Regions from separate parts of the Homo sapiens genome. Here region 2 is linked to region 1. A link is a loop called in an ENCODE intact Hi-C map of the cell type or tissue named here. Cell type or tissue: endothelial cell of umbilical vein. All regions are shown on one strand. Links, peaks and the distances in the headings refer to the core of each region. The heading gives the core; the rest is flanking DNA.

Region 1 (4,408 bases), core at 226-4,225:
TATGTTTGTAAGCTGCAGTTATTTATTCATGTTACAAATGGAATAGTCCAAATGCTTATGGCTCTATTTTCTTTTTATGATAACATCCCCATGCTTTCTTTTCCTCTTTATACTTTTCTTTGTAAAATTTCATTTGCTGCTACCTGTCCTTGTTATTACCTGTATCTATCTTGGAAGACCTCTGCCATGAATATTTCGAAAAGTGAAGGCTTTCCTTGAATTTAATGTTCCTTTAGGATCTGCTCAGAGTAGAGAGTTCATACAAAGCACCCATTGTATGGAATGTTTCCTCTAGTTTGCTGTTACTAACTGAGGTCAGGAAAGTACATAGTTTAGGGGGTTCTGAGGGAAGGGGGCTAATAATTTACATAAGCTATCTAATGCTCAGAGCTGGAAGAAGCCAAGACAGAGACTCTCGAAATTACAAACTGATGGAACAAAATGTGACTATTAATGCTGACCCAATATGTATTTCTACTTTTGCCTCACACCACACTTGAAATAGGTCATATTTTTAAAGCATAAATGCCATCAGTTGAAAATACTATTTAAATTGTCTTATTAAACTTGGTAGAGCATAGATAATACATAATATTAGTCACTGTTTTAATACATTGTAAATATACATTTCATACTTTAAATTTAAATGTATGCTTGATGATAGCAGCTTTGCTTTTTATTTGGCATAAAACTAAATGCCAAAATGCATTTAAATAGTAATTCTTAGTTTCTGTTTCTCACTTAGTTATTGCCCTGATAAAATTCTTCGGGTTGACAGTTTGCTTCTGTCTGTTTTTCATGCTTATGTGCTATCAGTTTTTCTCACAATTCACAATGATAGAAGGAGAGTGTGTTTATATAATAACATTTAATGCTCTTACTTGCAAGAGCGAATTAAATTATTTTTAATGATATATGTCATTACCTATAGTGAAGACTGATGAAACGTTTCTTTTCTGCAAAATAGGGATAACACCCATACTTCAGCTTTACTGTGATATGGAAAGCATCCAGCTCAACATCCTGTACTTGGAAACCTTGAATACATTGAGAATACTGGTAAAGAGATATGTGTATTGGAAACAAATATTAAATGAAAATATAATCCAGCCATGGTAGAACTCTTTCTCATCACACTAGCTTTCCTAATCTTTCTTCTGGAATGCTTCTATATAGAATCCTTTTATGATCTTGCTACCCAACATGAAGTATCTTTCTTCCATATCATCTTCATTCTCTTTTAAAGTCCATACTTGGCAAACCTAATATACACGTATTAATTGAGGATTTGAGGGAGGGAGTAGAGAGTTAATAAAATCATAAAGATAGCTCATTCTTCAAGATGATAACCATTGCCTATATTAGTGGTTCTCAGATATTTGGGTTTCATATGTTTGTGTGAAAGTTATTATATTATCTTCAGTTTTATTTCATTTCTTCATGATCCATGACAACTTCTTTTAAGTTTTATGAACCTGTGTTTTGGACCCAGTTAACCACATCTTTGTGATTATCTGCTTCAACCAAGAATTTGATCATGAATAGATGAATTATATGATGAAATAAAAGTCTTTGTTCAGCATAGAGTAAAACCTTGATTATCTGGTATGCTCTAGGATCCTATACTGCATTATTCTCAGAAGTAAGTGAAAGCAAGGGCACAGAATACCTGTTTATGCCTGTAGTTAGAAAAATGCAACTTGTCTTTGATGGTCTTTACTAGAAATATTTTTGAGTCCACAAGATGGCAGTATTACCTCATAAAGGTAAACAAGCCAATGAAGAGCCCAATTGCTTGGTTTGCCAGTACAAATAAAGGAAACTTTGAATGCAACTGAAAAACTTGTGGTCATTGATAGAGTGTGGAAGACAGTGTAATGGATGATAGCAGAACACCAAAGTAGAAAGTTACTAATTCTGTAAACGATTTAGTAAAAAGAGTAACCATGTCATGTGATACGGAATCTTTCTACTTTTTTCCTCTACCTTTTACATTTATGGGAAAGAGGTGAATATCAAGAAAACAAATTTCATAAGGATCCCTTGGCCTCTACCATATTCAGTCTAGTATTTCGTTCCATTCACGTTTATAGCATAAAAATAATGGGTTAATTACTCAATGTTCGGTAATGATGACCCTGATTATCGAAGCAGCATTATATGAGGGAGGGTAACACGTTGTAGGAAAGATTTTCACGAGTTCTTCTGAACAACCCTCAGTTATTCACAAGTTATTCTTAATAACCCTCAGTTATTCAGAATACCACCTGCTCTGCTGTATCAATGAGTTTTTATACAGATCTAGATTAGGTAAAAAATTATGAAATTTATTTTATTCCGGATTTGGGATATAAATTAATTTAGTATTTTACAGATAAAAGGAGTTATGATTTCTTATTCTGCTTCTATGTATTTCTGATAAGATACTGTATCTTATTCTAATAGTTTAATTATTTAAGTGCTTTACTTAGACCATCCAAATGTAATTTTCAGATAAATTAAGTAATTTCAAATTCAGTCTTTGTTCACTCTCTCACTATTTAATCAAGCACTCACAAAAACAATTTATTTTGAATAAGATAGTACTATTTTGGATGCCATATTTCACATTTTAACTGCATATAACTTAAGAAATATTAATTCTCACTGACACTTTCAACATTGTTAAACTTTATAAACATTTACATTACAGCATAGATTACTATAACTTAAGGGAAAATTTAGAATCTTATTTTCCAGTTTTCCTATTCACCTCACAACATTATTTTCATATGGAGTACTCATAGCTCTATATTAGCCATGGTTACAGAATTCAAAGTGTTACTAACAAGGAAAATCTACAGATTCCCAAACCCTCCTTGATCATTATTTATGCCTTTTAAGACAGCTAATAAGATGTAGCAGATTTTTCAGAGTTTAGTTTGTCTACTGTGACTTTCTTTGTTCACTATCTTGAGTAGGAAGAGTAGTCTAAATCTGCGGGATTGTAATAGGAATCTTCCATGGAAGGATGTTCTAGGTCACAGAAAGGAGAATATTTTATCTAGACTGATCTTGAGGGTGTAGTTTGATATTTCACACTCTAAAACCAAGCTCTGTCTATTGTATTATTAATTAAACTCATTTTGCATTAAATTGGTGTGATTAAAATTATTCAATGTTATAATAGTTTAATCACTATAATAATTTCAAGGAATATTCTTTCACATTTAGCTTTAGCATAAAATTTGTAGAAGTTTATATTGGACCAGCAACCATAAATTTTAGTTTGTTACATAGGCTTAAAAGTGAATATTAAAAAACTGATATAAACTAACCCAAAGAAAATTACTTAAACACAAAAGTTGTCTGGGAATTTTATTATGCCATCTTAGTCTGCTATTTGAGAGTTCTGAACTTAGGATATGGTTAGTGCTCAAATAATCTAGACTTTTTTTTATCCTTTTCTAAGGAAGTAAGCAATAGGACAGCAAAACTGACTGGAAATCAGTTTTTCATTCGGCTCATGCTCCAAGCTGTTCTCTTGTATAGATGCTATCGTTATTGGCTCTAGTATCCGAGGAGGACAAAGTAATGAAGGAAAGTGACAAGGTCATAGAGGTAGAAAAGGGGACGCTTGCAAGAATAGAGAAGTAGGAGGTTATATGAGTCTTAGCTGAACATGACCCCTTGCTCCCTGTCCTTGATGCTGATAGTTCTGTGAAGACAGTTCACAGCACTGGGAGAGTAAGAGCATCAAAACTGACTTTTCTCCTGGCCGACAGAAAATCTTGTTGATTAGTTTAAACACAGAAGGAGGCTTTTCCAGCCCCTTTGACTATAGAAACTCTACATATGGGACCCTTTTAGGAAGATTAAGTGTGGGGAATCAGAGCAATATGCCACATCTGCTCTCACCAGCCTTAGAATTAGGGCAAGGACTTAGCACCAGAAGTACAGAGAAAAAGGAGACTATGGGGAAAATAATAAACGTAAAGATGTTATTGAAAAGAATAACCTAAAAGCAAACTCCAGAGGGAGAAGAAATTATCTCTGAAAGAACTTTGATACAGTTAGTTATGACAGTTGTTTATTAACTTAAATTTTCCAAAGTAATATGTATGCTAAATTTTTTTTTAAAAAAATGGTCTTCCTTTACATGAAAAATAAATGCATAGAAGATCTTAGAGGTGTGGCAGATTACCTTTGGAAAACACAGCTATATTCTAAGATGTTGTGTTCAGTAAGGAATATGAAGAAGAAAAAGAAATATGAAGAATTATTTGCTTGTCTTTATTCTTGTGAGGCACTTGAAAGTATACTATGAAATTTTAAATTTTTTAGCAAGTATGGTATTTGGGCAATAAAATGCATTTAATATTTCTTAGAAAATATTTAGGATTTTTAAGTTTTTTTTGTTTATCATGGG
Region 2 (4,408 bases), core at 168-4,167, 1.2 Mb after region 1:
TCCTGCTTCCTCCAAATTGCTTAACCCCAAAACTGCTTACTCAAGGCTCAAGGTATGTCTCCATTGCTTGGCCACCTACACAATTTGCAGGTACCTGTGGGCAGAGCATGAAGGATGCATTCGAGGGCCAGATCAGCAGCTTCAAAATAGATTTTTATTAGTAGTTCAACAGTTGGCTTCCATGATATAAACCCTAGAAACTTAGAATAACTACATTTAATTCATACTTCCTCTGCTCTCTTATTTAGTTAAGTAAGTAAAAACTGTCTAAGTAATTGTTGCTATCCAGGTCTGTGGGAAATGACTACTAGCTTTTGACTAACCTCTGGGGATTGCACTACTAGAATCCGAAGAAAATTCTAAAGATCTGGTCATCACAGTTCTAAAAAATCTCTTGGAAAGCAAAGACAAATCCACATTTTTATGTATTGCTGGGGAAAATTTTCATCAAACCACATTATTTTGTTCGTATAATTCAAGTAATTGTAGGTAAAGTCAGGTGGTCAGTTATCAGGCCATCTATACAGAGCTCACTTTCTAAAGTCAGGTGACTTCTTTCCACTTTTAGTAGTTGGAGCCTGACAAAGTTAAAATCACCCTAAACATATTTCTTAAAAAAGTCTTTATTTCCTCTTCTTTTTTTTTTTTTACAGAAATATGTTTTCTAATAGTACTAATAGTACATAGTTTTAAAATGCCACAGACTCTATTAATTTTTAACTAGAAGTGCAGGATGTTTCCAAAGAGCAGATTAATTGTGATTGAATTATCTTTTTTAAACCAAACATTTCTAGTAAATAATATAAACATAATAATTTGGATTTTTCATGTGGCTTAAAGAGATAGATTATTTGAAAGAAAAGTTTATATTTGGTAAAGAAGTAGGGGTGAGTGGCATCAGAGAAAATCAATGTTGTTTTTCAGTTTTTTGGTTAATCACTTTTATTGCTTTATTTCTTTTTGAAAAGTATAGTTTGTTCTTCTAAATCAATACATCCTATCTACTGTGTTGTAAGATGATACAGAAAAAAATAGCCTAATAACAAATGAAAGAACAACTTATATTTCTTATATTTTTTCTACCAAATTTATACTAAATATCTCTACTTAAATATTCTGCTGCTTTCAAGTTATGTTCTTTTTTTTTTTTAAATTTAGGCAAATTGTGGAAAGCAATTGGACTATGGTTACAAGGGATGGAAACGTATAATTGGTGTAATAGGATTCATACTTGTTAAGCTAGGGAGAAGAGAAACTGAAATAAGTTAATTCCTTTCCAAAGAAAAGGATCCCAGTGTTTTTAAACCAAGGGGAAAAAAGCAAAGGTCTGTCTAACTGCCATGTAAACTCATTTTAAATGTCATGTCTTATTACAACCTGATAATCGGAGTGCTTATTTCCCCCTTTTGCTTGAGCCATCAAATTTGTCAAAATTTTATGATAATTCATTCCATCATTCCTTAGACATTTAAATGACAGAGAGCCCTAGTCAAGGGGGGGAAAGCCTCTGTAATCTTACTCCTCATAGTATAGCTGCCTCCAGAGAGATTTTTAAAATATTCCATATCATGGTATAAGCAGCAGCTAAATTTCTCAATTTCACTGTGATTTCTTGCCGTTTTGGAAAGTGACAATAAGTTGGCTACGTACCATTCTTGACCTTTTGACTTCGGAACCACTGCTGACCAAATCCTAGCTTGCCTTGTTTAAGTCAGTAGCTCTATTATCACTCTGATCCTCTCCCAGAGGGTCTGAAGCTTTCACTCATGCTCCTGAACGGGTAAGCTCCCCCTCTAGTGTTCACTGCTCATCAGATTATTCCTCCAACAAATAAGACAGAGAACTGCCTGTTTTTTTGGTTCCCTATCGAAGGACGGAGCTTGGAACAACATTTATAACGGTTTAATGACACAAAGAGTAAAAGGTAAGTATAAATCCTACATTAAAAAAAAAGTTCCTTCCTTTTGATTCCTTTGAAAGCATTGCTACTGTTTGGTTATGAAACTAAGAAATGTTGCTTGTGCTGCCTTGCAGGCAGTATGCATGGCTGAATAGACAGGATGAGTTTGAAAGATATAAGATGATCTTGGAAAAAACAATCCTTTCTGTTGGGAAGCTGGATGTCTGGTTATGAATAAATGACTTTTCATTGGAAGCTGACACTCAGGAGCTCTTTATTTGTAGACCAATTACCAGCAGAGGAGCAGGATAGGGAGGGGGTTGTTCTAGGGAACCCCAGCATATTTTTCTTCCAGAATTTTAAAAAAGACCAGTAAAAAATGAAATGCCTTCCATTTGTTTTTACAAAGAGCCTGGGTAAACAGTCCTCTACACTAAAAGACCCTCACTATATTTGACACAGAACTACAGAAAAAAGCGCAATATATATTGGTGGTAGTTTTCAAGTGTGTTGAACTCAAAGGTTAAAAGTTCAACAACTTCATTAAATGTAGTGTTGAAGCCTTAGTGAGGCATAATCCAGAATTTATCATGCAATTGAAAGTAAGAGAAAGAAAAAAGAAAGAAAGAGCAAAAGAAGGAAAAAAATAAAACAAAAAGCTGATATAGTTCTGAGAGGTTAATCTTCACAGATGGTTACTAAACTAAAATCTAGAAGTTTTATTTATTAATTTTCAATCATGGGCATAATTTTAAACTAAAAAAAAGTGTACACCAGATTCTACAAAGAAGGCACAGATAAACTTTCTATTTAATTGTTTCAAAGTGTGTTTGAAACAATTGTGTATGTCTTGAAATAGGTCATATAATTTATTTGAAATTCAGGTTGGAAATAATATGACCACATTAAATTTCAATTGGTTTTAATCTTCTGAATTTTGGGGAATAAAATAAGCCCTCAACAAAGTTTTTCTTCATATTGATGATTCTGAAAATTAGGTTAGTTTTATTCTGGTATTCTAAGCTAACATGTCTTTCTTAATTAAAATACTAGCATTTTTAAAATGTGGTAAATAAGTATGACCACATAAACAGAAGGGAAGAACTTCCTTTTGCCGTATTGTTTTCATATTCTTTAATAATCAAAATGATCACTAGTCTCATCATTCTCACTAAGCATGTATTAAGTACCTACAAATTATACAAACCGACACCCTGTCAGAACTCAACTTACATTATTAAATGTAAAGTTTGTTATGGCATTAAAACTGAATTATTCTGTTTTGGTCTAATAAAGACCTCAAAACGTTTTCTAAAGTACAGTAACCCATTCCATAAAAATATTCATTACCTTATCATTATTTTTCTCTTTACTGGGTTAAAACTAGGTTGCTTGATATGGCAGAAGAAAAACAATGCTTTCAAGTCCTGTAATGTTAGAATACCTTAACTTTTTCCTGTTTTCAATTTTCTAGGTTCTGTGTTTTATTAAATTCCATTTTAGTGCCCTACTTTAAAGCTGACTTCAGGGTGTTGTTAAAAAGGTCATCATTCATGAACTAATGGGACCAGGTGACTAGGACCTATCTTTAATCACAAAGCAGTGGCCCCTTTGAAGGTTCAAAGGATTAATATTGCCTGCATGTCCATTCAGTTTTGAGCTTCTTGGATGACACAACAACACATAGGATGGCCATTTCTACTAGGCTGAGAGATTTCCAGGTGGACAGCTGTCTTTTCTGAACTGGACTCAGATGATACATACTTCCCCCTGAGCAGTTGTTTCACAGAAGTATCCTTCAATCACATGTCTTATGCTAAGACTCACTGTGAGACACACAGTTTGAGTTGGAGGCCAGCACAAATATGAATGTCACCTTCTTTAATTTTATTTTTTTAGAGGCTGCTCTAAATTGCTGGTTCAGGCAAAGTCTAAACCACTAGAAAAATTCTAAAGTAAATAGACTGCCATTTATAATGGAAAAATTGAATTGTATGAAACTTTCATAGCCCACGTTTCTAGTTGTACAAATTTCACATAAAACTTTCTAGTAGGAAGGAAGTCATGATTTATATCAGTTTGACTAACTTAATTGCTAAAGATTATGCAGCATTGCAAAGGACAGGTAAAGAGGCTTCTGTCAATCAAAGTGGTTATAGAAAAACACACAGAAAAAAATGACAACAACAAAAATTTAAAGCACAAAATACATTTAACTACACAGAACCCTTAAGATCTTTGTAATATAAAGTGATTTATTATAGGATTATAAAATATAAGAATGATAGGGTCTTTAGAGATGATCTCACCTACTTTTCTCATTGGTCAAGCCCCAGGCCCAGGAAAACTTGGAAAAATGGGTTGTCTGTTTAATGTCATATGGCGAAAAAATAGAGAACAAGGCATTGGATCTTGGCCTGTGGGTTTCAATTGCAGTGCACTTTATGCCAAGCGAGCTTCAGTCATGCTTTCGAGTTAAGTATGAGTGCTTTCATAGAAATAGGAAGA

What was found. A loop is a pair of places that touch in the nucleus more often than their neighbours do. Peaks named below come from ENCODE experiments on the same cell type or tissue, not always from the same donor. Only the 100,000 strongest peaks of a DNase experiment are listed, where the experiment ranks them.
Region 2: it touches region 1 in a loop (6-fold over the local background); 3 of 110 quality-filtered maps call a loop at or near these places.

The regions. Positions count from the first base shown.
Region 1 is chr5:93,912,620-93,917,027 of GRCh38, reverse strand. All of the region lies in intron 6 of ARB2A (ARB2 cotranscriptional regulator A), which reads left to right. Among named protein-coding and RNA genes, the nearest start is that of POU5F2, 170 kb to the right of the region's middle. In endothelial cell of umbilical vein, for the core only: a CTCF peak has its summit at 1,727 (motif pointing right); a DNase peak (open chromatin) is centred at 1,767.
Region 2 is chr5:92,685,636-92,690,043 of GRCh38, reverse strand. It overlaps LOC105379082 (a long non-coding RNA gene), which reads left to right and starts at 1,818. Exons shown (of 4, transcript NR_188298.1): 1 at 1,818-1,924. In endothelial cell of umbilical vein, for the core only: no CTCF peak of the experiment used is centred there; a DNase peak (open chromatin) is centred at 1,773.